2 separate regions of the Homo sapiens genome follow, and region 1 is linked to region 2. The links are chromatin loops, found by intact Hi-C in ENCODE. Cell type or tissue: A673. All regions are shown on one strand. Links, peaks and the distances in the headings refer to the core of each region. The heading gives the core; the rest is flanking DNA.

Region 1 (16,536 bases), core at 4,086-12,085, 370 kb before region 2:
TTTTAGCTAAAGAGAGACTGAGAAACTGCCCATGGTCACACAGCAAGAAAGTATAGAACCCAGGTGCAAAGCCAGGCAACCTGGCTTCTATCTCAATCCTTTGAAATTCTTGCCTCTATTTATTATGAAAAACAAGTTATCCAAAATTATATGGCAATTAGTGGCAAAGTTAAATTTTAAAGTCATTTTATTCCGTCTTCCTTCTGTAGGCTCCCCTTGCTAATTGGAATGAGGTAGTATGAAAGAGAAAAAAAAATACAGTAACGTAGTTTTTTTTTCTTTCTTTTTTTTTTTTTTAAAGTATAGTGGTGATCATTCTTAGCATTTCTTTTCTGGTGAAGTTTCCTGTTTGGTTTTTAACCTAAAGAAGAGGCTAGGTTGGGAGTAGTGGCTCACATCTGTAATCCCAGCACTTTGGGAGGCTGAGGCAGGTGGATCACCTGAGGTCAGGAGTTCAAGACTGGCCTAGCCAACATGGTGAAACCCTGTTTCTACTAAAAATACAAAAATTAGTCGGGCATGGTGGTGGGCGCTGTAATCCCAGCTACTTGGGAGGCTGAGGCAGGATAATCACTTGAACCCGGGAGGCAGAAATTGCAGTGAGCCGAGATTGCGCCATTGCACTCCGGCCTGGGCGACAAGAGTGAAACTCCATCTCAAAAAAAAAAAAAAAAAAAAAAAAGAGGCTGATTATCCAACTGTAGCTCCCTCTTGGGTTTCCCCAAAGGATCTGAAATGACCTGACAGGAAGGCAATACTACACCTCAGAGAAAAGGAGGGAGGGAGAGAAGAGAATAGATGTCTATTGAGATTCGGAGAGAGGACAACCAGTTTTCCCCTTCTTTTAAGGTGGCAAGCAGCAAACTCTGTGTTTAAATAACTATTGACAATGCAAACAAAAACAAAACAAAAAACACCAAAAAACAAACAAAAACCTCTCGAGAAACTTTTATTGGCAAAACCAAAGGGTAAGAAAAGCAAGGGAAAATATAAAGGGAGGGCCAAGCATAGCCTGGGACTACTGGGATGCTGTCCATTTTCTATTTCTTGTATTTATTTATTTATTTTTCTCTTTCAATGACTCTGTTCATTTTTTATTTCTGGATACAGGTGGTGGTCTGAAGGTGTGTTCACTTTGCAAGAATTCAAAGGGTTGCAGTGCACTTTGCTGTACACAAATGGTACTATGTGACACAATTGTGGAAGGGGGAATTATGCCCAAAAGCCCACCCAGATCTAATTGGTTACTTGCTCCATTAAGACACGAGTAGATATTAGATATTAATATACAGAGATATTTAAAAACTAATCTTAGATTTCACATTAGTGTTCAGAAATGAGCAGTTTCATTTACTGGTGTTTGTAAGGAAGACATAAAAGATCCTTTGATCTAAAAAGTAATGATCTCCAGAAAGAAACTCTGAGTGCTCTAAAGAATATATGAATTCTCCTCTGTCCCAACACAATGACATACTGTGCAAAGTCCATGGAAATGAGGGAGTAGCTGGAGCCCAGGCAGAACTGAGGCACACCTCCTCGGGTTATTCTGCCTTTTCTGAGCAAAGAGAACAGAGTTGTTAACTCTTCTCTAGAGAGCACAAGGCCAAATGACACCTTAGGGAAAGGGGAAAAGATCAATGTGTCAGATCCAGAATTTGAGTTGATGCTGTTTTCTGTTCCAAAGAAAAGCAGGCAGAATGGCAGCAACAATTCCAAACCTTTTATTTTCTATGAAGAGTATTCAGCTAGTCGGTGGTTCTCAAGCCTAGACCCATACTAGAATCACCTGGGGGAGATTTTAAAACATTCTGATTTAATGAGTCTAGGTTGGGAGACTTTTTAAAAACTTTCCTTACCTTACTGATTCTAATGTGTGCCCAGGGTTGAATACTAATGTTAGCTATTATTAGATCTACCTCCACTTTCTGTTCTTCCTTACAATACTTCTGTGTTCTTATACTTCAGCTAATTAAATTATGGCCGTTCTAATTTACAGGATTCTTTACCTGTCTAGGTACTAATTATTAGCACCTCTTCATATAATACAAGCAAGCCTGAAAAGCCTGGTTACATTTTTCAGGAAAAATCAATATCTGTATCTAAGAGAGGGAAGGGTGGGGAAAATGGAGAAGAAAAAGATATTAAGATGGGCAAGTCCTGGTGGCAAGACAAGCAGATGACATTACAGACAATGGACATCAAACTGCTGCCAAGCTAATTTAGATTGTAAAAACAGCTCCATAGTCAATAACATGAGTGATCTTAAATATGCACAATTAAGCTACTTCTCCTTTAATACTATCTCTGTTTTGCTTGGTAAACAAGCGTCAGAGGAAGATAAAGGAGCTTTTCAAAGGAGCAGGGATGCATTTCAATACTTAGGCCTTTTCTAAACACTGGAGTCTTACATAGATATAATGTGTCAGTTACCTTGTATCCTAGCAACGTCTCCTACTAAGGGAGACTATGTGATTCCAAACAGGGCCTTCCCTTAATGTTCAAACATAAGTCGTGAGGGAGCCTCACTCTGGGGAAACTTGCAATACTCAAAGAAATTTTACATGAGAAAAGTGTGTGCTACAGCACTGAGTTTCTTTCTACCCAACTAAAGGAGTGAGACAGGCAGGAGGCACTTCTTCCTCTAAAGTTTCATCTGACTTACTTGTTTTTTACCCCCGAAGCTTCAGTGTAACCATGACTCCATACAGCTGGGGCTCCGGAAGCGTCTCCTGTAGAAGGCTGATCAATCTTGAAACAGCGGATATTACTAACAAGAGAAACAGGGAGGGAACAGGAATCATTAAAACCAAATGTGTGCAAATTGCTACCTTTATCCAAGAAATAAAAAATACACCTGTTAAACACTCTGTACTTACCATTTCTTACTGCGTTTAATGTGTCTGAAATACTTATCAGCAACAAGAACCAGCTACTCGTTGTAATGAAAACTGAGGGGCATATATACAGAGCACGAAAATTAGTTTTAATGAGCATCGTAAAGCAGCTATTAGAGACTTTCACACATTCCACTTTAGATGACTGCTCTCTCCTGGGAATGACAAGGACAGCTCTCAGCCTTGGCATGAGAAAACAAAACTTAAGTAATAGGATGGGTGTATTCTTACACCATGAATACTCAGAAAGAACAACAACAAAACACCTAAGCCACAATTATACTGCATTTAGATGATGTGAGAGAATTCTGCAATATTCATCTCCAAATCCAATTTCTGTCCATATAACCCCTCCAAATATTATCATGGACTTGCAGTTCCCTGGAGCTTCCAATACTCTCCTCACGGGTATAGCCAAGTATGCTAAGACTAATATCATAAAATAAAACATATATGTAAAATTACAAAGCAAATGAAGGGTATTTAATAAATTACAAGTTAACTGTATGTATTTAAACTGGGAGATTTCTTACCTCTCCTCAGCCCTCATATGCCATAATTGATCCAACAGGACCCAAAACAGAAATACTAAAGGGACAAATTCTCAAATAGCATTTCTTAAAAATCAGCCTTGCCAGGCGCGGTGGCTCACGCCTGTAATCCCAGCACTTTGGGAGGCCAAGGCGGGCGGATCACCTGAGGTCGGGAGTTCGAGATCAGCCTGACCAACATGGAGAAACCCTGTCTCTACTAAAAATACAAAAAATTAGCTGGGCATGGTGGTGCATGCCTGTAACTCCAGCTACTCGGGAGGCTGAGACAGGAGGATCACTTGAACTCGGGAGGTGGAGGTTGCGGTGAGCCAAGATTGTGCCACTGCACTCCAGCCTGGGCAACAAGAGCGAAACTCTGTCTCAAAAAATAAATAACATAACACATAACATAACATAACATAAAAGAACATAAAATAAAATAAAATAAAATCAGCCTCTAGAAAGCATTCTGTGCCCCTAAACAGGGAGTCATTAACAGATGTAAAGTAGTCTGTTAAAAGGCTGGCTACCACAAGGTGAAATAAGTCCTCTTACTTGTAAATTGCCACTAAGTTTCCCCCTCATTATTATTTAAACAAGGGAAAAAGTATATGTATTATCTGCTGACAACTGAAGCAACACCTACATAGTTCTGGTCATGACCACAAGAATTAAAATTATCTGTTGGTACTCATTACTCCCAAATCTAACAAATACTGTATATCCTTCCTAAGAACCAGTTAAAGCTCTAAGAAGTAAATCAATATCTAACTTGTATTCCCTTTGTAACTAGAAATAACTGATGGCAATTTTTCTGAAATTTAAAAATATATGGTTAAAGAAAAGTTTCTACTCTCAATTACTAGCAAACATTTACTTTCCATCTTGTCTTGAAAAACATAAATCATAGTGTCAATAGAAAATCCCCAAATCAAGTTAATACCTTGTTTTACAATAAGGCTGGAGCTAAATCTTTTTTTCAAAGTTTTCAATTCTATAAATAAAAGAGGCATTAACAAAAAAAAGGACAGTCCTCCATTATTTGCTCTCCATATGACCTGGTACTCCATTTTATCCATCTAAAACAGTCAGCAATACAATAGGTTTCTTAAGACATATCCTAAGGCTCTTAGATACCATCCTGAAGTCTAGGGAAAAGTGAAGGCTCATTTTTAAAGGCATTTATAATTTTTACAGAACACAAAGTCTTCAGAGAAATAATTCCATTTCCTAGCCTGATTATTAAAGGAAAAAAAAAATAACTCTTAACTGCCCCCTCTCCCCAGCACACAAATAATTCTTTCTAGTGAAGCAGCAATTTCTCTTCTCTACCTAGCTGAACACAGTGTGGCTGAGCAGCTATCTGAAGTGAAATGAATGCTGACTCTTGTATATCTTTATTTTTTATTTTTTGAGACGGAGTTTCGCTCTTGCTGCCCAGGCTGGAGTACAATAGCGTAACACGGCTCACTGCAACCTCCGCCCCCAGGTTCAAGTGACTCTCCTGCCTCAGCCTCCTGAGTAGCTGGGATTGCAGGCATGCGTCACCTCGCCCGCCAATTTTTTTGTATTTAGTAGAGACGGGTTTTCATCATGTTGGTCAGGCTGGTTGCAAACTCCTGACCTCAGGTGATCTACCCACCTCGGCCTCCCAAAGTGCTGGGATTACAGGCGTGAGCCACCACACCCGGCCATCTTGTATATCTTTAAATGAGTCAGAGTTCTGTGAACCACAGCTCAATCTCACAGAAGAGTCCTCATATGCACTTAATCGGCTCACATAAAACAAACCAACCCTCTAAAAGTGCAAATAATATACGGAAAATCTTCCAAGTCATTAAGAATCCACAACCTTCCAGATGTTAAACAGAAGGTAACATTTTAAGAGTATTATGATTTTTTGCTATAGGAAACTTTGGTCTGAGTAAGTGAATATTTTAAAAAGCTTGATACGTACGACAACTGCTTTTAAGAAGAGTGTAATACCAAATTATACTCCTTCAGCAGCACCAATTTGAGGGGGGAAATGTTATTCAAATATTTTATTTTGTATTTGCTTGATATACTTATAAGTTTGAACATCTTTTCATGTAACTATTTGTACTGCATCTGTTAAATGTTAATGTCCTTGGTTTATTTTGAGTACTTTTCTTATCATATAAGAACATTTTCTAGTAAGCATATTAATGCTTTTATTTTTTGTATTTCTCTTCCTAGTTTGTCATTTGCCATTTATATCTACTCTTGAGAGTTTCTGAAATAGGAAATAGACATTTAACACTTTTATGTATAAAAAGTATATTTACGTGTAAACATATACGACATAAATATTGAAACCAATCTACATGTACTGATTTCTTTTCTTGTGACTTACTCCCTTCATTTCTTGGCCTAAAAAGTCTTTTTCTAACTTGTGAAGATATTCATATGATTTATTACTTTTAAAAATCATTTAATTTTACAGATTCAACTATTTCAGCTGGATTTTGGTGTGATATAAGAATGCAACTTTAATTTTTCTCTAAGTGGCTACTTCCATTTATTAACAAATTTTGGTGCAATTATTTTTAAATTTTATTTGTAAAAAAATGCTCAAAAATTTTTGTATCCTACGTATAAAAAATACTCAAAAGCTATCTGTTTAAAGATGATGTATTTTGATAATCCATGTTTTCTTGATCTTAAAAAGTACCTTAAAGATCACGTAGGCCATTTTTTTTCTCATCTTATAGGTGTGGACAGATGGAGGGGTTTAGGCCGAGGTTTCATACATGTGATCAACAATGGAGAGAACCTCGGTCTCTACGCCTTCCTCAGGACACTCAGGCAGTGTTTTTCAACTATGTATCAAAATTAATTTTCTCATCAAGTACTAAAATGCCAACAAATTAGGCACTAATTAGGCCAATTCTATCCAGGAATCACTTTAAGTGCTTTTCAAACTTTGGTTTGCACTACAGCCTAGGATAGTATTAACGGACCAGTCACCAAAATTCTACCGTTCTTTTCTGATTCTCTTAAGATAATGGAAGATGACTTTCGGCAACAAATATTCCAACATTGAATAAACATATATGGCATGCATAATGACTAATGTATGACAATGTTTAAAACTGCTACTGATATACCCCAAAAAATTCTGAAAATTCAGAAAAGTTTAAAGAAGAAAATAAACACTACCCATAATACTATTATCCAGAGAATAACACCACTTTAACTCTTTTTATATATCCTTTCAGGCATTTTCTAGATGTGTGTATGCATACACATGTACATATACCCAATGCACACAAATTTATAATGCAAAAATTGAATTATACTATAAAACTTCATTGTGAATTTTATTAATATTTTCACTTAATATACTGTAAAGATCTTTTGAGTTAGCAATATAGCTCTAAATAATTTTAAATGGCTTTGTAATATTCAATTGTGGAACATTATTTAATTCTTAATAGACATTTAGAGTTCCATGATGAACATTCTCATTAAGACATCTTTCCTACTGCAGACCTTTAAGGTTTTACATAGAAAACTCCAACCACTAATTCTTTTATCAATATCAAGAATGAAACAGCATCAATGACCTCTTTCCCAAACCGTGAAGATCTAACTATTGGTAGGATCTAACTACTCCGCATTCTTGGTTTTATTTAAATAACCTGGATTTCAGCGCTACACTGTTAATTTTCCCTACATCATCCATCTCTTTTAAAATCCTTCCTTAATATTTGCATTAACTGTCACAACCACGTTATCAGTGACTACTGAGATTTAAGTTACATCTTGGTTGTTCATTGCTTCCCTGCATCTTGTATATCCTGTTGTGTGTGTTAACACAGCTAACAAGTCAATGATGCTTCATATTTTGTTTCCCATTTTCACTAAGATATGAATCCCATTGCCAGTGGACAATGATGGGGATACAGTGCTTTACAGAATACTTACTTCAGTAGTTCCAGGGTTTTGTGATCAAGGACAAGGCGCGGGTTTCCAGTCAGGTCTAGCTCCTGCAGTTTGGGAGGCAGGTTTTCTGGTAATGTGACTTCACTTAGCTCATTACAGCTCAGGTCCACACACTGAAAAAAGAACAAGTGCAAACAAGAAAGAGATGGTCTAGAGAAGCTCTTCAGGGAATTCTATACTCCTACTCTTTGCATGCAAATCAGTCTGACCATTCATTATAATACACTAGACAAATGTGGAAAAGGAGGCTTATCTGTTACTTTGCCATAAACATTTAAAATAGATTTTGCTAAATGCAAAAAAAATTTTTTAATTTTCTTTGAATAACAGAAAATCCATGTTCTTTATTCTTCCTATATTTTTCACTTAATTTTATCTCCACGTTTAAAATTAAGCATTAACTAAAAAATCCTAATAGATTTTCTTATTGCTCACAAAATCTCCGTGCCATGAGAACTATAGCTCAAACATTAAAATGAACTTTAAAGGAATTTCTTAAAACAAAACAAAAAACAAAGAAGGCTGAGTACAGAGGCTCACGCTTATAATCCCAGCACTTTGGGAGGCCGAGTAGGGTGGATCACTTGAGGTCAGGGGTTTGAGACCAGCCTGGCCAACATGGTGAAACCCCATCTCTACTAAAAATACAAAAATTGGCCAGGTGGTGGCGCAAGCCTGTAATCCCAGCTATTCAAGGTGGCTGACACATGAGAATCACTTGAATACGGTAGGTGCACCGGGCACAGTGGCTCACATCTGTAAACCCAGCACTTTGGGAGGCAGAGGCAGGCGTATCACCTGAGGTCAGGAGTTCGAGATCAGCCTGGGCAACACAGTGAAACCCCCATCTCTACTAAAAATACAAAATTAGCCAGGCACATGCCTGTAATCCCAGCTACTAGAGAGGGTGAGGCAGGAGAATCGCTTGATTCTGGGAGGTGGAGGATGCAGTGAGCCGAGATCGCACCATTGCACTCCAGCCTGTGCAACAAGAGTAAATCTCCATCTCACCAAAAAAAAAAAAATAAGAATCCGGGAGGTGCAGGTTGCAGAGACCACACCACTGCATTCTGGCCTGGGCGACAGAGCAAGACCCTGTCTCAAAAAAAACAAAACAAAACAGAAAACAAACAAACAAACAAAAAACAAAGAAAAGAACATGTAAAATGAGGAAAAGGCAGGTAACACACACTCAAAATGAGAAGATATTTCAAAAGAAACTGAATAAGAAATTGGCAAAAGCAAGATGAGCAGGTAAGCCTGCCTAATCTGTGTCAAAAAAAAAAAGGGGCTGAGTCAAGTATGGATCCTACCCTCAAGGCATCAACATCTGGACTCTCCAACAGGTCCTCCCTAATTTAACTTGAAAGAAAAATCACAAAAGGGTCATGTTGGTTACAAAAAAATCAGGTTTTACCTGTAAGTAGAAATTATAGCTCCTTTCTCACAAAACTGATGTAAAGCTTAAATAAGGTGTACTGTAAAAAGAGGGGCTGCCCTTGTGTTCAGGGAGCAGGGAACCTAGGTGGAGAAGGCTCAGCATACACAAGAGAAACGGAGTGGTCAGCGCTCTAGATACAACAATGCAGAATATATATAGTATATAGTATGGGGTGGAGAGCATTCAATTATCTGGCTGAATTAGTACCTTATTGTAAGTTTCAAAAGTGCTTACAGAAACGATCAGAGGGGAATTGTTTTGTTCTCTCTTCAGTCCTTTAAAAAAAGGGAGGAGGGAGATTATACTCAAGAACTTCAGGATCTTAAAAGTGGACAAAATCTTCCTTTTATTTGGAAAAATTCTCAAAGAATTTAAATCTAGTAGGGATTGGGGAAGGGTAGAGATTGGGTAAAATGAAAACCTGTATTTTTGGGTAAATATATTTTCAATAGGCTTCAAACAACACAATGCTCTCACACAAAATGTTTCATACAGTTGCTTCCAAATAGTAGCAATGAAAAAAATTATATTGCCATTCTAAATAATCATATTTTATTATGAGAGCATTATAACCACATTATCCACAAAAAGCTGAGCAAAAAGAAAAGCTCAGAAAAATATACCCTTAAATCTACCACCCTAACACACCCAGGGTTAGCATTCTGTTTTTTTTTCCTTATAGTCTTATTCATATATATTTTTTAAAAGCCTTAAAAATCTCAAACATAGGTGCAATTTCATTACATTTCATTTACTCTTCTATCACTCTACTGCAACCATTTTCCCCATCTTCATTCCCATCTGCTATGGTCTGAATGTTTGTCCCCCAACAAATTTTCATCATATGCTGAAACTTAATCCCCAACGTGATAGTATTAAGAAGTGGGGCCTTTGGGAACAGATGAGGTCATAAGGGCTTTGCCCTCATGCATGGGATTAGTGGCCTTATAAAACAGGCCCAGTCAGCTTGTTCACTCTTTGCACCTGACAAGCATACATGGAAGGAACTATCTATGAGAAATGGGGCCTCATCAGACCAAATCTGCTGGTACCTTCATCTTGGACTTCCCAGCCTCTAGAACTGCGAGCAAGAAATTTCTGTTGTTAATAAATTATCCAGTCTAAGGCATGTTGTTATAGCAGCCTGAATGCCCTAATATACCACCACCTTTAATAGCCCCATACTAATTCTAGTAGATGTACATTAATTTACTTAACCTAAATATTGGAGAAAACAGTCATCTCTTTTTTGCTTTGTTTTGTTTTTTTCAATTATAAATAATGGTTACATCAACAGTCAACCAGAGTTTAATGAAAAACTGATACCCGATAATACTGGGTAATAATGGGACATGCTACCAACAGAGTCAGTACACATCAGCATAGCAGGACAACAAATGGGGATATACACAATCTACTGGACACTGATGGGACAGGAAATAAAGAGCTAATAAGTGTGAGTAATTTAGGATGCAAGTAGTTGACAACAAAATTCAGGGGTCAGAAAATGCCTTTGGTCAAAGATTAAAGGCATTCTGCAGAAATATTGAATTTTATGAAATTGGTAAAAATTTTTTCTACAGATATAAACTAGCTCATTCTCTAAATTATCAAATTATGAAATGAGTTCAGTAGGGTAACTAATTACTTATGAAGATAATGCTGCAGGCTGTAATGCAGACCTTCTTAGAGATGATGTTCCTGTGCCTCCCCTCTGCCCAGGACTGTTTGCTCCCCAAGGCTCCTGTGACAGAGTCTCTGATTCACTGCAGCAGGTTCCCTTCCGTCGAGCTCCACTACCCTGGACTGACCTGCATCCCATTTCCCCCGGAGGGCTCTGGCTGCACCAGAAATTTGCTTTTGGTCTTGCTTCCCTCAATGTACTCCTTGTATGCTGTCAGGATGGTTTCTCAGTGTGGTTTACTCCACCTGCTCACACTCCAGCTTCAGTCCGTCAGCCTGCTCCCAGGTGTCCTTCAACCCGACACCAAACTCCTCAGAATGTCCAACAAGGCATCCCCAACTTTGCACACTGGCTTCCTCACACTCCATGTTCCACCCATGCCAGAGTGCCTGCAGCTCATGCATGTGACATGCTTTCATCTGTCTGTGCCTTAACACATGCTTCTCTCTGTGCTTGGAACTCTTTTCTTCATGCTTTTCTTGCTTTTTATCTGGTGCAATATGCCTGATTCCTTTTAAGACTCAACTCAATGCCAACTCTACTACAACCTGTTTCAATTTGGTGTCCCTTGTTATAATTATCTGCTTACTTATTTCTTCCATGAGACTATGGCCTCCTAGAGAGCAGGGATTGCTGCTGTTTCTCCCCGGATATCCTAAGCGCAGTGCACTGGAAAGTGTAGATGTTCAACAAATGGTTTCATTAAAAGGATGAACAAATGATTGCCTGGCACATGACAATCATTTTCTCAGTGAGTTTATGAAGGACTCTTGTAAGGTGTTTCAGTAATTAAATCTGCTAGGATGGGAACTGAGATACCAGTGCTTAGGTTAAATTCAGCATAGAATAGATAGCATTTTAATGCAATTTTAATACATTTTAAATATCATAGTTTATTTCTACATAAGAATGCAACCATTTTCTTTAATGGCAGATAAGCAAAAACACCCTTTTATACTTCTGCACACAGGAAGGAGGTTCGTTCACAGAAATTATAGAAAGTTGAAAAAAAAATTACAGGATGTTGGTATCTGGTGCTGCTCTCCCAGTGTTAACACAGTGAGCAACACGCTTAGAAGCACTCTGTCATGTTCTTTCAATAGTCCTCAACAAAGGCTGACTGCTGAGGTACTCCACAAACACTTGTTGGCTGAATCATAATGGTTACCACTAAGCAAATAGAAAATATTTGAGTGAAACTGGAATAAAAAAAGACCCTTTATATTGTTAATATATGTACCTCTATGGTTAGTGTACTACAACTTTCTTAAAAATATATTCAATAGAATGTTAAATCTGGCTAAAACACGACTAAAAGAAAATTATCTTTCCCTCTTTCAGGCCCATTCTAGAATATAGCTAACAAAAATTACTTTGTTATAATCAAAATTCTGGTAAGAATGCCCAAAAAATTATGCAACCCTCAGAAAAAGTGAGATAACTCATAGCTGAGAAGGAACTCTTGATTTAGAGGAAAATCATTACAAACACATTTAGATAAGAGCATAAAAAAGTCATTATATCTTAAAGAAAAAGAAATTCAACTTGATGTATAGTTTAAGTGTAACTATCACAAAAGCTGCATGGAGCCTGTCTTTATTATGTTTTCCTCAGAACATTACCAAAGAAACAGGCATATCAATGTTCATAGCAAAGTATTATATATCATCTGCCAAATAGCTGCCTGTACTGCCCTGAAATGGCAACTTAACCTACCGGCTGCTAGATTCTGTAACACCCTACTTCCTTCCTTCCTGCAGACTATCCCCAGTCCACCACCTCCACCGTGCTCCCCAGTGGCACAGTCAGTTCCAAAAATGAGGATCCCAATCACAGTCTGGATTTCCTTGCCCTTGCAAGGTAAAAGCTGCTAGTGTATAACATATTTCCCTACTGACTTCATAAGAAGTAAATAAATGCAAGTATTCTTTCAAAAGAAAATGTATTAAGGACCTACAAATCGGCAGGCAATAAGCCATCATCAGGGACATATGGAGATGGCAGACACAGTCCCTGCCCTTGAGGAACTCCCAAGATAGTGGGGGGAAATAAACAATACACCTTTAGCTGGTATGATCAACGATATGGCAGAAGTATGCACAGGTCATAGCAGCCCAGGGACAGATAACAAGACCCCAGAGAGGCCTTTCCAGAGAAGATTTTTGTGCAGAATCAAAGTTAATCAGGCATGTGAGAACAGGTGGACATCTAGAGAGAGCTAATAGCAGGTACAGCAGGAAGGAGACAAGAATAACGTTTGTGTGGCATATCAGGAAACTCACTATGAGCAGTTGCTGAGGCTGGAGACTATTGGGCCCCAGAGCAGAAGATAAGGCTGGGCAGGCAGAGGGATCAGATAATGAACTGTGGATCCTATAGATCGTGTCTCATACAGAAGTAGTCTACACTGCCTCCCTTTCTTATGATGCTATAGGAACTAGAACATTTTAGCTTAATAGTAAAATAAATATGCACACATATGTACTATTTCTCAATATACAACTTTTAGTCAAATTCTCTTAAACTACTATACATTCCTGGTGTTATAAAAGGCTAAGTGATCACTAACGTGGGATGTTGATACAACTAAGTAGGTTTATTAACTGAATGAGTCAGTCTGAACTCAACTTTTACCCTAAACACAGACCTGAGAGTCACAGTGTAGTACTATTATTCTACATAAAATTGTATTTATGGCTGTGTGCAGTGGCTCACGTCTGTAATTCCAGCACTTTGGGAGACCGTTGTGGAAGGATTGCTTGAGGCCAGGAGTTCGAGATCCACCTGGGTAATATAGCAAGACCATCTCCGCATAAATTTTAAGAAATTAGCCAGGCTCCTGAGCACCTGGAGTCTCAGCTACTCAGGAAGCCGAGGTGGGAGCTTCCTGTGAGCCAAGGAAGTTGAGGCTGCAGTGAGTTATGATTGCACCACTGCACTCCGGCATGCGCAACAGAGCAAGACCCTCTTTTTTAAAAAAATCATATTTGTATATAATTACTGAGAAATGTGCATTAATGTTTAAACTTCCTCACCTTATAGGGAGCTGCAAAGAAAGACCTTTAATCTTGTATAAAGCATTCCTTTTAAATTTACATACAGTGTCTCCATGATTTTCTCAACTGCATTTTAGATTTGGGAAGCCTAGAAGAAACCTTGGGAAACCTTAAAATTGGCAAGAATTTGAGGTGATAAAAATGACAAGCAGGGTAACAATCCTTAGCATTCTGTTTGTTCAAATACAGAATTTCCTCAAACACTAAAACTAAGTTATCTGCAAATTTTGACTTTAAGAAAATGTATCCTGTATAAACTGAACAATTTCTTTACATCATCCCTTCTTTTTTTATCCCCAAAGAGACAAGGTCTTGCCATGTTGCGCAGGCTGGTCTTGAACTCCTGGCCTTAAGCAATCCTCCAACCTCAGCCACCCAAAGTGTTGGAATTACAGGCATGAGCCACCGTGCCTAGCCCACCAGCACTTCTTAAAATTGATTATGGCCGGGCGCGGTGGCTCACGCCTGTAATCCCAGCACTTTGGGAGGCCGAGGCGGGTGGATCATGAGGTCAGGAGATCGAGACCATCCTGGCTAACATGGCAAAACCCCGTCTCTACTAAAAAAAAATACAAAAAATTAGCTGGGTGAGGTGGTGGGCACCTGTAGTCCCAGCTACTCGGGAGGCTGAGGCAGGAGAATGGCGTGAACCCGGGAGGCAGAGCTTGCAGTGAGCCAAGATCGCGCCATTGCACTCGAGCCTGGGCGACAGCAAGACTCCGTCTCAAAAAAAAAAAAAAAAAAAAAATTAATTATGTGTGCCCTTGGGGGTACTCAATGGTATACTACAAAGTTACAGGATGCCTGGCACATGCATCTGGGGGCTTTAGTTTTACTCAGATTGAGAAGGGAAAGAGCCATTATTTTTACATTAAAAAAAAGAGAAATGATAAAAAGTAGAACATAAAATGAGCATGATTTTTAGACTGAAAAAGAGACTTGAAAAGAAATTTACAAGTGATTCCAGGCATCTCCCAGATTTCTGGGTGCGTGAGTGCACTTCCCTTTGCCCTCAGGATCTGAAGAGCACCACAGTAACCACCTCACAGATCACTTCTTCTGAGGACTGAGTCATGGTGCTCCTTTCTCCAGAAGCCTCTCTAAAGAGATGCCTTCTAAAATGCATGAGTTCATGAAGGACTAATTGTTCATCTTTATAGATACATAAGCTATTCCATAAAATGTATGCAATATTTTGTTAGAATGGGCATGGCTTTGAATTTAGAAAGATCTGCTGAAACCAGAGTTAAAAACAAACACACACAAAACTAGTCTGGGTTGGCCAGGCGCGGTGGCTCACGCCTGTAATCCCAGCACTTTGGGAGGACGAGGCGGGCGGATCACGAGGTCAGGAGGTTGAGACCATCCTGGCTAACACAGTGAAACCCTGTCTCTACTAAAAATACAAAAAAATAGCCGGGCGTGGTGGCGGGCACCTGTAGTCCCAGCTACTTGGGAGGCTGAGGTGGGAGAATGGCGTGAACCTGGGAGGCGGAACTTGCGGTGAACAAAGATCGTGCCACTGCACTCCAGCCTGGGCAACAGAGCGAGAGAGACTCCAACTCAAAAAAAAAAAAAACTAGTCTGGGTTAACTCATTACACCAATTTTGAAAGACAGAGAGAATATGCAGTCTTAACTTCCTGCTAGTCTGTTCCTGGTGAGGCTGGGTGCAGAGTGGCTTCAATGGCCACTTTCCAGTAGACACTGCTTGCTTCCTCTTTCCTTAGTCCTTGTATCGAGCCTTGTCCCAAACAGGAATTGACATTAGATTCCGCAACGGTTGGAAAATTTCCTCAGTAACTATTACTTAACTTGATTCCAGCACCATAATAATGACTGCTCCTGGTTTCAGGTTTTGGATATGCATTATGCCAAGCTGACGTTTTTACGTCTATTATGTCAACTACGCCACCCAACTAAAGCCTAAACTTGGTTCCTGACCTGTCTTCATATCCATTTCCTACTTCCCCAAGAATCAACCCACTTTCTTCCATCCATTCTACCCAGCCATTTCCCCATGTTCTTTGTGTCTTTGTGATTGAGCTGATATTCTCTATTTCATTTTACTTTAGAGACAAGAACAACAACAAACAGGGCTTGCTGGAATCCAGCCAAGCGAAGTCTGGCTACATGGTGACTATGGGATTGTGGTTTTCTCTCTAGCTGATTGAGAGCTGATCTATATTCAGTTTATTTTTTAAACTTCCTATAGCCATTGTCCTCAAGAGTATAGCATATTAAAACTACTTCATACTCCATTTCCCAGTTAAGGTAACACAGATTTTAGATACAAGTTCACTCAACTTAGCCAAGTAGTTTATTACTGCATGGAACAAACATGAAAATAATCTTCTAAAGATAATTAAAACATCTAAAAAGATGCTGTTCTTAGAATCAGTAAGCCACAGGAACATGGAAATTTGACAAAGAAGTTGCTGACATGATGTTTAAATCCCAAATTACAAACTTCATTCACCGCAGGTATCAACACTTATTTCACCTGCTTAAAATACACTTCAAAAACGGGTTAGAACACCTGGCTCCAGCCTGGGTGACAGAGAACCTATGTCAAAAAAAGCGGGGGAAGGGTTTAGAATAGGTCACTATTAACTAATAGCTTGGTTTTTGTTGCAAAATTACTATATTACCAATGTGACTGCTATGCAGTTCAGTGGAAGGAGAAACAAGTGCCATATCCAACCTCTGCTTCTGAGGTTCCTCAGCCATGAGCAGCCTTAGCATGGCCTTAGGTCCAGGTCCAGCCAAACCAAGTCTGGCGTCTGTGTGACTCAGATCTTGTTTTCCTTACTAGATGATCAAGAGCTAATCTGTATCCAGAGGGAGGCCTGTCTGTTTCAGAACCAAAAGAGAACACAATCTGCTCCAAGCAAAACTGGACTGGTGGTAGGGGTTTGAAAGATCAATGCGAAAGGGCTAAACAAAGGTGAGGATAATAACAC
Region 2 (16,536 bases), core at 5,283-13,282:
TTGAAAGCTGCAGTGATGGTGCCACTGCACTCCAGCCAGGTCAACAAAGTGAGACCCTGTCTCAAAAACAACAACGACAGGCCAGGCACGGGGGCTCATGCCTGTTATCCTAGCACTTTGGGAGGCCAAGGCGGGCAGATCACCTGAGGTCAGGAGTTCAAGACCAGCCTGGCCAACATGGTGAAACCCTATCTCTACTAAAAATGCAAAAATTAGCCGTGCATGGTGGCAGGTGCCTGTAATCCCAGGTACTCGGGAGGCCGAGGCAGGAGAATCGCTTGGACCCAGGAGGTGGAGGTTGCAGTGAGCGGAGATCGTGCCACTGCATTCCAGCCTGAGCGACAGAATGAGACTCCGTCTCAGGAAAAAAAAAAAAAAAAAAGGTACAGGACATAAAGTGGGCAAAGACCCCAGATTCCTCACATGAAATGGATTACCTAGGGGTGAACTACATTTGAGGAGCAGGACTAGAAAGCAAAATATCCATGTTCCCAATGGTACAGCTGAAGGAACAGGCATGCACCTGTGCACCTGCCCCTGGTAATGGCCTGTCCTGGTGGCTTGTCACATGTCCCTCCCCATCATCCATTTTGCTTTGCAGACAAAAGCAGCAGGGACATTTTGCCCAAAAGAAAATTCTTTTTATGAGAATTCCTTGCTAGCCTGGAACAGGAGGTCCTGCGTTAGGACTAGCACTATTCAACAGAACTTTCTGCTATGAGGAAAATGTTCTCTCTTGCTGGTGTCAAATGCAGTAGCCATTAGCCACAAGTGGCCACTGAGTGCTTAAAATATGGCTAGTGCAACTAAGGAGCTAAATCTTAAATTTTATTTCAATATTTAAAAATTTTGGCTGGGCACAGTGGCTCACACTTGTAATCCCAGCACTTTCAGAGGCCAAGGCAGGAGCATTACTGGAGCCCAGGAGTTCAAGACCAGCCAAGGCAACATAGTAGAACCCTGTCTCTACAAAAAAGATACGAAAAATTTAGCTGGGTGTGGTGGTACACACCTGTAGTCCTAGCTACTTGGGAGGCCAAGGCAGGAGGATCACTTGAGCCCAGGACTTCAAGGCTGAAGCAAGCTCTGATTGTGCCGCTGCACTCCAGCCAGGGTGACAGAGCAAAACCCTTCTCTCTAAAAAATAAAGAGGCCAGGTGCAGTGGCTTAAGCCGGTAATCCCAGCACTTTGGGAGGCCAAGGTGGGTGGATCACCTGAGGTCAGGAGTTCGAGACCAGCCTGGCCAACATGGTGAAACCTCATCTCTACTAAAAATATAAAATTGGCAGGGTGTGGAGGTGCATGTCTGTAATGCCAGGTACTCAGGAGGCTGAGGCAGGAGAATCACTTGAACCTGGAAGGCAGAGGTTGCACTGAGTTGAGATCATGCCACTGCACTCCAGCCTGTGCAACAGAGTAAGACTCTATCTCCGGGGGGAGCGGGGAGACATATATATATATATATATATATATATATATATATATATATATATATATATATATATGTTTTGACATATGTACCTGTGAAACCATTACCACAATCAAGATAGTGACTATACCTATCACATCCAAAAGTTTTCTTGTGTCCCCTTGTGGTTTCCCCATTCATGCCCCTACCTCTACACCCAGGCAACCACTGATCTGCTTCCTGTCATTTCCATTTCCCAGAATTTTATCCAAATGGAATAATGCAGTCTGGTGCTCATATTTTGTCTGGCTTCTTTCACTTGGCACAGTTATTTTGAGATTCACCATGTTGTGTCTCAGCAATTCATTCCCTTTATTGCTGAGTAATATTCCATTGTTTGGTGAGACCATTCTTTCACCTGCTGATGGAGATTTGAGTTGTTTCTACTTGTAGCCTAATACAAATAAAGCTGTTATGGACATTCTTACACAAATCTTTGCATAGACATATGCTGTTGTTTCGTTTGGGTAAATTCCTAAAAGTAGAGTGGCTGGATTATAGTAGGCGTATGTTTAACTTAAGAACTGCCAAACTTTTCCAAAGTGGTTGTACCATTTTACACTCCAGTCTGAAGTTTATGAGAGTTCCAGTTGCTCCACATGTTGGTCAACACCTAGTGTGGTCTTTTTATTTCAACCACTCTATAATAGGTGTGCAGAGGTATTTCACTGTGGTTTTAATTTGCATTTCCCTGAAGACCAACAATGTTGAGCATCTTTTCATGGGCTTCTTCCTTGGTGAAGCACTTAGATCTTTTGCCCATTTTAAAAATTGTGTTTTCTTATTATGGAGTTTTGAGGTTCTAGATACAAATCCTTTATCAAATGTATGATATGCAAACATTTTCTCCCAGTCTATGGCTTGTCTTTTCATCTTCTGAACAATGTTGTTCAAAGAGCGGAGTTTTAATTCTGAGGAAGTCCAATCTATTAATATGTACTCTTACGGATTTTACTTTCACCTAAGAAATCTTCGCCTAACTCAAGGTCACAGAGGTTTTTTCCCGTTTTCTTCTATAACGTTTATAGTTTTTGCTTTTACATTTAGATCTATGAGCCATTTTGAATTAAGTTTTCTATATGCAGCAAGACATGGATTGATCCTTGGTTTTCTCCACAACCCTATTATTACCACTTTGCAGATAAGAATTAAGTCATGTAATTATTGGCCCCAAAGCAGAAGAGTCAGGAAGTAAATCCAGGTTTTTAGGCCTCTGAAGTTTGTGCTTTTTTTTTTTTGAAATGGACTCTCACTCTGTCTCCCAGACTGGAGTGCAGTGGCACGATCTTGGCTCACTGCAACCTCTGCCTCCCAGGTTCAAGCAATTCTCCTGCCTCAGCCTCCCAAGTAGCTAGGATTGCAGGCACGTGCCATCATGCCCAGCTAATTTTTGTATTTTTAGTGGAGATGGGCTTTCACCATGTTGGCCAGGCTGGTCTCGAACTCCTGACCTCAGGTGATCCTCCGTCTTGCCCTCCCAAAGCATTGGGATTACAGGCATGAGCCATCTCGCCCAGCGGAAGTTTGTGCTTTTAACCTAATGGTTTTTTAATGTAATGTGCATCTGAATGGCCCGCCCCAGGCATTCTGTGCAGTGGGGCTAGGCTGTGCCCTGGAGGCTGCATTTCACAGGCTTCCTGGTTGGTGGTCCTTGGACTGCACTGGGAGAAACACTGTGACAGCTGTGCTCCACCACTTCGCACTGGACTTTAAGGGCCTTTCCAAACGTTTTCAATCAAGAAGTGCTACCATTCTTTGCCAGAATAAACACACCTCCACTTTCAATTAGGTGGAGAGTCTGATTTAAAAGGAAACTGAGATTGCGAACCAGCTGGGCACAATGATTTATTTTCACTGGGGACAGAGAAACTCCAGAACAGGTCACTTCCTCCTTGGCCATCGTTTTTCAACATAGCCAGAAACAGGCATATTTTAACATCAAACTCCCCAGAAGATACTCGGCTATTCTGAAGTATCAGAGCATTGCGTTATCAGGAGGCGGGGAGGGTGGGAGAAGCGTTCTGGAGACCCACAGGAAAAGCCCTCCGTGGGCTGAACTTCCCTTCCACGGCCGTGTCGTGACTTCCCACCCTGCAGGAAGCAGACAGGATTGGGACTGCTGTCTACTGTTCCACCGAGGCCTTACCAAGGTCTGTGTGTGCTTTCTAGAAAGAAGGCACATTTGCACGGGGAGACAGGGGAGGGGGAGGCAACACCTGCAAACCCTGCTTGAAGCCTCTAAGTTTAGAAACCTGGGAACTTGCTTCTCCAATGTGCACATCTCTATAAATACACTAGGGAGGAGCTCAGTCCCGTGTGTCCCAAATAAGGTCAGGCAATGTGATGAGGGGACATCCTTTAGGTCACAATTTCTGTACTCTGGGTAGGGCAGGTAATAAAAAGGGTCAGCAAGGGCCCAGCCCCTGAATAGTGGCTGGTTGTCCCTATAGGGGAAGGACTTGAAAGCCCCCAGTGTCCACGCCTTCTGCTGATGGAGCTGTGCCAGCTCTGGGTTGAGGACTTCCCACCTTCGGCCCGTTGCTGAATGTACAAGGAGGCAGCACTGGAGACTGCCCAGCAATGCATCTAACAAGAATAAAGACAGAGAGAAACCTCTGACTGTTCTCTGTCCCTTAGCGTCCTTAAATTTTAGTTTCACTGCAATAAAAAGAACAAAGCATTAAGACAATGAAAAGACAATCCACAAACTGGGAGAAAATACTATATTTCCAAATCACTCATCTAATAAAGGACTAGCATCCAAAGTATACAAAGAATTCTTAACACTCAACAATAAGAAAATGACCCAATAAGATCTGGACAGCTCACCGAAGATGGCAAATAAGCATATGAAAAGATGAAAAGACGTTCCACATCATAGGTCATTAGAATTGCCAATTAAGACAACAATGTTAATTGTTGTAAGACAACACCTATCAGAAAGGTTAAAATGCAAAATACTGACACCTCCAAATGCTAGTGAGGATGTGGAGCAACAGGAACTCTCATTCATTGCTGGTGGGAATGCAAAAATGGTAGACACTTTGGAAAGACAAGTTTGGTCGTTTCTTAACAAAACTAAACACTCTCACCACATGATCCAGCAATCACATTCCTTGGTGTTTACCCAAATGAGCTGAAAACTTATGTCCACGTGTATGTTTACAGCAGCTTTAGTCATAATTGCTAGAATGTCAAAGCAACCAGGATGTCCTTCAATAGGTGAATGGATAAGGTGTGGGAATCCATATAACATTCTATTACTCAGCAAGACCAGAAACGAGCGATCCAACCCCAAAAAGGCATGGAGGACCTGAAATGCGTCCTGCCGAGCAGTAGCAGACAACCTGAAAACGCTCCAGACTGCAGGATCCCAACTACATGACATTCTGGAAAAGGCAAAACTAGGCAGACAATAAAAAGATAAGTGGGCCGGATGCGGTGGCTCACGTCTGTAATCCCAGCACTTTGGGAGGCCGAGGCGGGTGGATCATCTGAGGTCAGGAGTTAAAGACCAGCCTGACCAAGAGATGGTGAAACTCTGTCTCTACTAAAAATACAAAAATTAGCCAGGCATGGTGGCGGGCGCCTGTAATCCCAGCTACTCGGGAGGCTGAGGCAGGAGAATCACTTGAACCTGGGTGGCAGAGGTTGCAGTGAGCTGAGATCACACCACTGCACTCCAGTCTGAGTGACAGTGAGATTCCGTCTCAAAAAAAAAAAAAAAAAAATGGTTGCCAGGGATTCAGGGGAGGGAGGATGAACAGGAGGAGCACAGAGGACATTGGGGCAGTGAAACTATCCTGCACAACCCTGTAACGGCAGATGCATGTCCTCACACCTTTGTCAAAACCCACAGAACGGAACAAGAGTGAATCCTAATATAACTATAGACTTTGGTTAGCAACAAAGTATCAATGTTGGCTCATCCCTCGTATTAATAAAAAATAAGATACAGAATGATTGTATAGGACGATTACGAGTATGTAAAATAAAAACAGCTAACAGGAAAGAACAAGGCACAGTCTAACCCAAGAAGGGAGGCATTTCTAACTTTGATAAGCCCTAAAATAGGAAGGCAGGTTTCGAATAAGTAAACATTTTAAGAGAAAACAGAAGACTGTGTTAGCGCTCCCTGTATGCCAGACACCACGTTTAGATGATCTAACCCTTGCACACACCTGTGGGGTGGACACTACTGTGATTTTTATTTACAGGTAAAAGAACTGAGGCTCAGAGGGGAAGGACATTGCTCTGTGGCCCCAGCATGTAAATAGTCGTCTTCGGATTCAAACTGAGTCTACGCCAATAACCTCTATACTTCTGTTCAGAAATTTAGCAACTAGACAGAGGTTAACTAGAGTGGAATTGTAATATTACTTATCTGTTATTTAATAGATCCTTGTGAAATGCTTGGAGGTCACTTGTCTTAGCAGTTTGCTTTTTAAGACAGGGTCTCGCTGTGGCTGTGGAATGCTGTGGTGTGATCATAGCTCACAGAAGCCTCGAACTCCTGGGCTCAAGCAATCCTCCCGCCTCAGCCTCCTGAATAGTTGGGACCACAGGCATGCACCACACCTGGCTTTTATTTTTTGGTAGAGAAGGGGGTCTTGTGATGTCGCCTGGGCTGGTCTTGAACTCCTGGCCTCAAGCCATCCCCCCAGCTCAGCCGCCCAGTGATTATAGGCATAAGCCTTGTCCTAACGGTTTAAACATTTCCCCAGAAATCATGTTTCTATGTTTAGCAAACTGTCCTCCCTCCCTTCACCCCTACCATTAGTAAAAGGCACATTTCAGCCACTCACCTTTTCGTATTTGCACAATCTAAATTAAGTCCAAACGGAGTTTTCTGGTAAGCCTTTGCTGCTGATGTGTAACTTCAGCTTGCTGCCTGATGCACACACACTGTCTAGGTAGAAAAACCACTTTCCTGACCCGCCCAGGGAACTCTTTTCAGTCTCTGGTTTGATTGATGTAAGTTACCAGAGATTAGTGACTTGCGGACAAGATTTGGGACTCCTGGGGCAAGTCCCTTCCCCACTTAGTCTGGGAACAGTGACATAGAAGCTGGCACCAAAACAAGAGCTTGGAAAAAGTGAAGGCCCAAGAAGCCTGGAGGCAGCAGGACCCTTGGGATGGGCCCAGTGTGGCTGCAGGGAACAGGCATGCAGGGCGCAGACTTGCAACCCTGGGAGCTGGAGGCAGCACCCCTAACAAGGCATTCAACTTGTAGCAGAGATAGGAATGGGTTTGCAGGGAGAGTGATAGGAGAAGTGAAAGCCCAAAAGGGGTAATTGAATTAGCAAGGGCAGTGAACTCAACACAAAATCTTTGTATGGAACCCGCACATCTCCATCCCAAATCAACCTAACCCTTCTCTTGCCTCGGCTTCCTACATCATTAGAAAGAAATGATTTCTAAGCTGTGTTGTGTGATTGGCCACACCTCAAATCCATGGTTTCAATCTCAGTGGACCCTCAGGGATGCTGGGAGTTTTACTCAGTGCCCCTCGGCTCCCTGATCCAAGCAGCAGTTCCAGACGTTGGTCCCTCTCCTCAGTGCCTGCCTCCCCCATGTCACCGGGATAAAGGACACCATCAGGCCACCCTCCGCCTGCCCCAAGTACAACGGGCAACTCCACCTTCACAGCTCCCATCTGCCTAGGCGTCTTCCTCCAGCCCTGCCCTCATCCCCTCCCCTGCTGCCCCCATCCCCCAGCACCCGTCTTCTTAGCTTCAGTGACCCCGAGGAATAATTCCTTATCTCTACTGCACGTGACCACAACAGCCATTTCATTCTTGAAATCTTTTATTGATTTTTGTTGTTGTCTTCAGGGCACATTCTCTTGATCTTCTCCAGTGTCTCTTAATTCTCACTCTCAACCTTCTTTGATGGCTGTTTTCTCTGGAAACTTCCACTCTGTAGGAATGTGTTTGGGGAAAGAGAGAGTCAAGGAGTCTGTCTTTTCACTGAAGGCCATTAGGTGACTGTTGCAAGGAGAACCACGGTCTTCCAGATGCCCTCAGGTACCACTAATGCAGCCCGTGTACAGGAAGATTTTCCTCTGGGACCCACTTCTCCTGGCTCCCTCCCGCGGTGAAGCAGGTGCCTGCAGCCCCTGCCTGCCCCTGCCTGTCTCTGGACCACCCCGCCTCCCAGCTCCTGCAGCAGGACCTGGAGTCTTTCATTCCCCCACCCAGCGCACTCTCCATTAGCTACTCTTCCCAGAAGCACCTTGGGCGATGCTGTTTCCTTTGCCATCTCTCACCTCTTCACTAAGGAAAAGCTCACTTCTTCCTTCTTGGCTCAACTAAAACACGCCCTTTGAAAGTCCTTCCCTCATTCCCCTCCCCATTCTTTCTGATCTTTGGTGCTAGGATGCCCCTCGCTAGGCTGAGCTCCCAGCCAAGGTTTGCTGAATGACTGTGCATAAGAACCAGCAACTTCCTAACCGCTCAGTGCCGCGCACTGCCTGGGCTCACTGCACCCACTTAGCGTCTGTGCCTTCTTAAGCGCCAGAAACTACTGACTGTGCCAAGAAAGCAGAGCCCGAAAAGGAGGGCACGAGTCCCTCCTCCCAGAAAATCAGGACCTTCAAGATAATGCGAAGTGCATCTTTCTTCAGATGAGGCTGATTATGGCAAGCTTTTCCTGTAAGGGACAGACGGTAAATATTTTAGGCTTCGAGGGCCATAGCGTCTCCATCCCAGTTATTCCACTTTGCTGGGATAAGACAAAGCACCCACAGACAACACATAGAGAAGCAAGACGACCGTGTGCTAATGCACTTTATTTGTAGACACTGAAGTTTGAATTTCATGTATTTTTCACGTGTCACTAAACATTCTTTTTCCTTTTTCAACCATTTAAAGATGTAAAAACCATTCTTAGCTTGTCGGTGGTGGGTTGATGCCCCTTGGTTTATGCTGCCAACCCAAGAGCTACGCCTAATTCATATCCTTCAGCACTAAGTCATACAGCTTTATTTTTTTTGACTAAAAGGCCCCTGAAAATGAAAACTTTACACATGCAAGCAGAGAGGAGTCCGAGACTTTCTGACGGGGCAGGAGGGGCAGAAACTGCTCCCTAAGGCCAGGGACAGCCAGACCCGTGCTGATGCTGCCCCCTAGTGACTGGCCAGCCTAACGTCCATCTCCCACCCACGGCCACGCTGTGACGGGTTGGGGGTGTGTTCCCCAACACACGAAATAAGAACTTCAAATCAGTTCAATCAGAAAGCGTAAAGAACTGTAAACCCAATAAATCATTTAAAGTGAAAAAGTAGGCTTCAATTCACAGAATTTTAGAACTGAAAGGAACTTTTGAGATGACTCAGTTCCATTTTTACACCAATTTACCAACGATTCACGTAGCTTTCAGGTAAAAAAAAAAAAAAAAGGCAAGTTCCAGAAAGGGCTGGTGGCCCATGAGTGTTCGCAGAAGAGCCTGCCCGGGAGTCCCGCCTGCTGAATGCCAGTGCAGGGCTGCCTACACCTCACACCGACATACCCACGAAAGACAGAGGTGGCGTGGGGCAGCAACCTTGTTGTCACACTGCCTGGGCTCACCGTCACCCAATCATTCTGTGCCCTTGGATATCGACTTCTTAGCCTTTGTGCCTCAATTTCCCTAACTGTAAAACAGGGCAGAGTTCCTCCCTCACAGGGCTGTGGGACTGAAATGAGCTGATGCTGTCTGGCCCATACTGGGCATTCAAGTGTCCCCTGCATGACAAACTTCTTGAGAGTCCACTATGTGTCAGACATTGAGTGCTTTATGTCTGTGTGCCAGGTTTAATCGTGCAACTACTCTACAACGCGAGTGTCATCATCCCCACTATGTAAATCAGACCGAGAAAGGTCACATGGACTGTGGTGGGTGCCTTCTCTTGTACAACTGATTTTGTGAAGGCGTGGAAGGCACAATTAAGTTACCATGTAACAAATATGACGTGACTCCAATAGGCTAGCAGGAATAAGCACTCAGTAACTGCCAGGCAGCCTGGTGGCATTCTTCACCTTCAGCAGGGCTTGTTGTTGGGGGTGACTGTTCTTGTTTCTGCATGAAGGTTACTTTGTCACCATCCATCTTTGCCTTTGGAGTGTCTTGGGGGCAGCAGGGGTACCTGGGACAATCTATATGTGACTGTCAGAGCTTTAAAAACATCAGCAGTCACCTCTCCTTTCTCCTTGCCCCACTGCTTCAGTAGATTTAATGGAATACTCCGTGCGCAAAACTTGTGTGAAGCACAACTCAGCGTGCGAGTGGAGATATCTGTACACATTTAAAATCTGCATTGATGCCACTTGAATTTATCTGACAGGTAAATGCTTTTGAAAGCCTAGTTCTAAAAGTCCTGGATATTTCTCTGGAAACATTTCACCCTCCCGCGTCCTCAAATCCTTCGAGAGCCACAAGGAAGAGGCCTCGCTATGGGATAGGATGTGGCGTGTGTTCCAGGCGTGCCCACAACCTGGTCCAGCCCTCCTCAGTCCAGAGGCCACACGGCCATTCCACCTGTGGGTTCCTATCACCTTACACAGTTCCATAAAGCCACTGCCCTGGGCTCTGCCAGAAGCACTGGTGGGGGCAGGAAGTGGTGCCAGGAAGTGAGCACCAACTTCAAGCAGAGGCCTGAGCATCACCATGGGCCTGTCTGCAGCACTTCGTCTCACTGAACCCAAAATTTCTCTCCTAGAAAACGAGGGGAAACATTCCCACCCCACTTCACAGCTGTGATGACCAAATGCACGCAGGAAAAGCACAGAGGAAACCTTTAAAGTGTTCACACACACATTTCAACGGCTGAATGAGGGGTTTGCTCAAGCTGCTTTTATGGCCAGCTGCCTGCACTCTTTAAGGTTTTGGGCACAGGCTTCCAACCCCAAATGTTCCCTCTCTTACGTTTAATGTTCTCTAAATTAGGTCAGTAGGAAATAACATCTGCTTGCTCGCACTGTCCTCGTCCCCCACCAGGTGGCATTGCGTTCCAATGAGCAATCTCTTCTGGTGAGAGGCTGGTGGAGGCCTTTTTCACAGCGGCTCAAATTGGAACTGCAAGAGGAAAAAGAAAAACAATGAAGAACCACCCAACCCCCCACCTCACCACAACTCCCACCGCCAAATTTCAGAGAGCAAAACCGGATCATGGGATTGAGAGCTTCTGGTGACCAAGGCCCGCATTCTCTGCAGGCGGAGGTGACTGCGTGAAGGGTCTCCGGTCCCCACACGTGTGATGTGCCCCCATTACAGAACAGACAAGAGGAAGCCCCAAACCACCCCCAATTCCAAAGCTTCCACAATTGATAAACATTTGCATACACACACAGAACTCAGGTGATGTGTACCCATGTTCCAATTCAGGGGGCTTACATTTTTCAACAGAGGACAGCGTTTAGGAATTAGGGAAATTTTGCATGGACAAGCACAACAGCTGTATCTGTAAGCAGCGGTAACATCAAATATGATGTTATTCTGACCCTAGGAATCCAACCTGAGCAAGCCAATACGTTAATGAGCATCCAGGGAAAGACAAGGTTGTCCGCCCTGGCCTGTCCTCTCTCTGCACAGGGTCATCTGAAGGGGCGAGGGCACTCCAGTTAAAACATTCCCTCCACCCCGAGCTGACACCTGCCTCTCAGCCCTGGGACCCCAGAGCCCCTCATCCTTTAACAGCTGGTCTCCTCCCCTAAAGAGAAGAAGATGTAGAGATGTCGTGACTACGTTTCCAGGCAGGGACCCCATTTCTTCATATCTCACACCTCGAAACTCACTGCTCTGGAAATCAATGAGCCCTCCCTCTTGGTGGGGTGGGGTTGGGTGGAGGGGGGGGTCAGTATTTTTTTATTCTTTTAAGATTATGGGAGTGTCATGGGGTGGAACTATTGTCACAGCTTGCCTCCATATGGTTTCACTGCCTTAACCTTAGAATGCTTTTGCAATCAGTATGGAGAAGTGAAAAAGATGTCTTCCAAGCTCAAATGGATGGTGCTGTTAAGTACTAGGTGCTGTTAAGAAAACAGGTATTTTACACCGTGCTTTCTCATCTCTTTGGAACCTTTTCAGAAAAATTTGATTCTTAGTGCTTACATAAAAAATTAAATGTAGATTTGCCTTGCCATAAACTTTTACTTTGGTACTGAATAATCATGACCGTTATGACTCGGCATGTCTGTACAGTCCATACATACCATTAACTGGCAAGCTTTCCAACTAGGTTTAATCTGCGAGGGTAAGGAATAGCTTCTATATCGTTCATCAGTGCATAGAGCAAAATTAACTAATCTTAGTCTAATGAAGAGCTATGTTTGCTAGGTTCCTCACCATCCAAAGAATCACTGCCATCACTCCTACCCAAACCTGTTCTCGTCCACATCTTCCCTTTTATTAAAAAAAAAAGACACGGTCTCACTCTGTCACCTAGGCTGGAGTGCAGTGGCATGATCTGGGCTCACTGAAGCCTCTGCCTGCTGGGCTCAAGCGATCTTCCTGCCTCAGCCTCCTGAGTAGCTGGGACTACAGGCATAGACCACCAGGACCAGCTAATTTTTGTATTTTTTGTAGAGATGGGGTTTCGTCATGTTGCCCAGGCTGGTCTTGAATTCTTGGGCTCAAGTGATCTGCCCAAGGCCTTGGCCTCCCAAAGTGTTGGGATTACAGGTGTGAGCCACTGTGCCTGGCCCTGTCTCTTAAAATAGTATTACAATCTCCCTGTTCATCAAAATTGAATTCAACTAGAATTTGAGTGGCTTCTCAGTGCTATTTCATTATGTTGGACCTTTCCCATAGATTATTTAACCTTCAGAGCCATTATTTATTTATTTGAGATGAAGTCTCACTGTCACCCAGGCTGTAGTGCAGTGGTGTGACTGCAACTCACTGCAACCTCCGCCTCCCAGGTTCAAGCGGTTCTCCTACCTCAGCCTCCTGAGTAGCTGGGATTACAGGCACACACCACCATGCCCGGCTAAGTTTTTGTGTTTTTGGTAGATTCGGGGTTTCACCATGTTGGTCACGCTGGTCTCAAACTTCTGACCTCAAGTAATCCACCCGCCTTGGCCTCCCAAAGTGTTGTGATTACAGGAGTGAGCCACTGTGCCCGGCCACTGAACCATAATTTAAAAGAGCAATTCTCATTTTACATCTAGGGAAAATAAAGTTCAGAGCATCAAGGTTCCTTCTACCTGTCTCTTCCATCCCTTTCTAAATGGACCTTCCCACGGCCAACACCTTAGTCTCGGCCCTCCTGGCCATGCCTAACCCGTCTTTCAACCTCCAGGCTCTCTTTCCTTAACCACCTGAGGATTTCCTCAAATACCACTGTCAATGTGTTTTCCCTCTATTCAAAACTTGGAAACTTCCCATTTTTCATTCAACCAACTCCAAATTCTCCAGTCTGATCCCATTTTATCTACTGTACCCACAAATCTTGAAACTCTTTTATAATTTTCCCTTTACTATGGCTGTATCTCCTTCCCCCACGTCCCCAACCACACACTGCTGTTTTTGTTCCTGCCCAGCCTGCGTCCCCTTCCCCAAGGTGACTCTCCACTCTGGGGCTCTTTCTAGATGCAAAGACCTAGGCTGCACATGCATTCCCCCACCTGGCCTTCCACAGCACTGTGACACCATCTCGGGAGGGGTCCACCTGGCCTTCCACAGCACTGTGACACCATCTCGGGAGGGGTCCACCTCGCCTTCCACAGCGCTGTGACACCATCTCGGGAGGGGTCCACCTGGCCTTCCACAGCGCTGTGACACCATCTCGGGAGGGGTCCACCTGGCCTTCCACAGCGCTGTGACACCATCTCGGGAGGGGTCCACCTCGCCTTCCACAGCACTGTGACACCATCTCGGGAGGGGTCCACCTGGCCTTCCACAGCGCTGTGACACCATCTCGGGAGGGGTCCACCTGGCCTTCCACAGCGCTGTGACACCATCTCGGGAGGGGTCCACCTGGCCTTCCACAGCGCTGTGACACCATCTCGGGAGGGGTCCACCTCGCCTTCCACAGCACTGTGACACCATCTCAGGAGGGGTCCACCTCGCCTTCCACAGCACTGTGACACCATCTCGGGAGGGGTCCACCTCGCCTTCCACAGCACTGTGACACCGTCTCGGGAGGGGTCCACCTGGCCTTCCACAGCGCTGTGACACCATCTCGGGAGGGGTCCACCTGGCCTTCCACAGCGCTGTGACACCGTCTCGGGAGGGGTCCACCTGGCCTTCCACAGCACTGTGACACCGTCTCGGGAGGGGTCCACCTGGCCTTCCACAGCGCTGTGACACCGTCTCGGGAGGGGTCCACCTGGCCTTCCACAGCGCTGTGACACCATCTCGGGAGGGGTCCACCTGGCCTTCCACAGCGCTGTGACACCGTCTCGGGAGGGGTCCACCTGGCCTTCCACAGCACTGTGACACCGTCTCGGGAGGGGTCCACCTGGCCTTCCACAGCGCTGTGACACCGTCTCGGGAGGGGTCCACCTCGCCTTCCACAGCACTGTGACACCATCTCGGGAGGGGTCCACCTCGCCTTCCACAGCACTGTGACACCATCTCGGGAGGGGTCCACCTCGCCTTCCACAGCACTGTGACACCGTCTCGGGAGGGGTCCACCTGGCCTTCCACAGCGCTGTGACACCATCTCGGGAGGGGTCCACCTGGCCTTCCACAGCGCTGTGACACCGTCTCGGGAGGGGTCCACCTGGCCTTCCACAGCACTGTGACACCGTCTCGGGAGGGGTCCACCTGGCCTTCCACAGCGCTGTGACACCATCTCGGGAGGGGTCCACCTGGCCTTCCACAGCGCTGTGACACCGTCTCGGGAGGGGTCCACCTGGCCTTCCACAGCACTGTGACACCGTCTCGGGAGGGGTCCACCTGGCCTTCCACAGCGCTGTGACACCGTCTCGGGAGGGGTCCACCTGGCCTTCCACAGCACTGTGACACCGTCTCGGGAGGGGTCCACCTGGCCTTCCACAGCACTGTGACACCATCTCGGGAGGGGGGTCTAGATACCCATTCAGGATTCTCTACTACATTGCTGGTGTGAGTGTAAATCACTTGGAAAACAATACTGCAAATCTTGGCAAACTGAATACTTGCATGTCCTACAACCCAGCCGCTGCACTCCCAGCTTGCCGCCCTAGAGGACTCGTGTACACACGAACCAGGGACAACAATGTTCCCAGCAGACTTGTTTGTAACAGAAAAAAAATTAAAACCACCCAGATGTCCATTGACAGAATGGAGAAATTATCTATATTCTTCCCCACAATGAGACTATCATAAGGTAGGGAAAATGAATAAATATAAGAACACAACATCAAGACCATAAAATCAGATGAACAGAGCCAGGCACAGAAAGCTAGGCACAAAAGGATACCCTTATAAAGCTCAAGAAAAACAAAAAGAAACGGTATATTTAGGAGCAGTGTGTGGGGAAATAAACAAGTAAAAGAGTAACAGAAGGCCGGGCGCAGTGGCTAACGCCTGTAATCTCAGCACTTTGGGAGGCCAAGGCGGGTGGATCACCTGAGGTCAGGAGTTCGAGACCAGCCTGGCCAACACAGTGAAACCCCTTCTCTACTAAAAGTACCAAAAAAAAAAAATTGGCTGGGCGTGGTGGTAGACGCCTGTAATCCCAGCTACTTGAGAGGCTGAGGCAGGAGAATCACTTGAACCCGGGAGGTGGAGGTTCCAGTGAGTCGAGATTGCACCATTGCACTCCAGCCTGGGCAGCAAGAGCTAAAGCATGTCTCACAAAAAAAAAAGAAAAGACTAACACAATCTAAAGCAGTGGTTACCTTAGTGTAGTGGGGGAAGGGGAGGGAGGGATAGCTAAGGATATGGGACATGCTAGTTAATGTGAATCTGGGTTCATGATTTACACGTTACCTATAGGTGCATTATTTGTTGGCTGAAAACGAAAGTTGGTGCCCTGTAAACAATCAGGGAATTTATAATCATTTCAAACTCACTGCCCACCCAACCGGATCCAGAGGGCACAGTCATTAGATGGCTCCTGACAAAGAGCCAAGGCCCAGGACGGTGCTGGCCACCAGGACTGCGTCAAGGGCGGCGTGGAGCAACACACACAGGCCCCCAACCGTCTCTTATAAATTACCAACCGTTTAAAAACTTTGAGCCTGGATTACAGCCAAGATAAGCAATGAAATAAAAAATAGTACACATTATACTGAGAGAGGGGCCTGGCTAATAAAATCACACTAACAAAGTTGATAAAGTAATGAGTCCTTTACACTTTTAGTGGCTAAAGGCCTAAACTGGAAATACGAGCTCAAGGTTGACAAGGACTCTGCCTCATTGCTACCATAGTGTTTGGCACGCAGCCGAGTACTCAAAACTCACGGAGTGCAGTCCCCCTTTCTCTAGTGGTCACGCAGATTACCTCTATATAAAGTTACTTGGGAGGCCGGGCATGGAGGCTCATGCCTGTAATCCCACCACTTTGGGAGGCAGAGGCAGGCAGATCACTTGATGTCAGGAGTTCAAGACCAGCCTGGCCAACATGGTGAAACCCCGTTTCTACTAAAAATACAAAAATTAGCTGGGTGTCATGGTACATACCTGTAATCCCAGCTACTCAGGAGGCGGAGGCAGGAGAATCGCTTGAATCCAGGGAGGCAGAGGTTGCAGGGAGCTGAGATCCCGCCACTGCACTCCAACCTGGGCGACAGAGCAAGACCCCGTCTCAAAAACAAAAAGGTTATTTGGGGGAAGAACTGAGGAGCATCCAGATGGTAAATAACTTTGGGATTCACTGCCCACCCTGCAGGGAAATGGATTGATCCTTAACCCCAAAATAATTACATACCTAAATAAAACTTTAAAAAAATCGCCATGTATGATGTCCTATCTCCACTTTTACAAAATTTACAATGAGGCACAATTCTTAAGCTGTTTTTCATTTTTTTATTGCTGTTAATTCAAGGAAAAAAGGTTGCATAAAATCCAATCTGTTCTAGAAATATAAGTGGCCTTTCCAGTACATAACATTTCAAATATCAAAGTATATGGTAAACATACAAATAAGGAGAAGGTAACA

What was found. Hi-C counts contacts between places; a loop is a spot of excess contacts. Peaks named below come from ENCODE experiments on the same cell type or tissue, not always from the same donor. Only the 100,000 strongest peaks of a DNase experiment are listed, where the experiment ranks them.
Region 1: a loop joins it to region 2, with 11 times the contacts of the local background. A loop is called at or near these places in 11 of 110 quality-filtered maps.

What each region holds. Positions count from the first base shown.
Region 1 is chr18:62,949,599-62,966,134 of GRCh38, reverse strand. It overlaps PHLPP1 (PH domain and leucine rich repeat protein phosphatase 1), which reads right to left. Exons shown (of 17, transcript NM_194449.4): 13 at 7,376-7,506; 14 at 2,663-2,767. Among named protein-coding and RNA genes, the nearest start is that of PHLPP1, 240 kb to the right of the region's middle. In A673, for the core only: CTCF peaks have their summits at 7,861 and 8,068 (motif pointing right); a DNase peak (open chromatin) is centred at 8,084.
Region 2 is chr18:62,578,433-62,594,968 of GRCh38, reverse strand. It overlaps ZCCHC2 (zinc finger CCHC-type containing 2), which reads right to left. Exons shown (of 14, transcript NM_017742.6): 14 at 16,390-16,536. Among named protein-coding and RNA genes, the nearest start is that of ZCCHC2, 64 kb to the right of the region's middle. RefSeq lists enhancers at 8,499-8,793, 8,665-8,844, 10,710-10,769. In A673, for the core only: CTCF peaks have their summits at 8,600 (motif pointing left) and 10,453 (motif pointing right); DNase peaks (open chromatin) are centred at 8,588 and 10,468.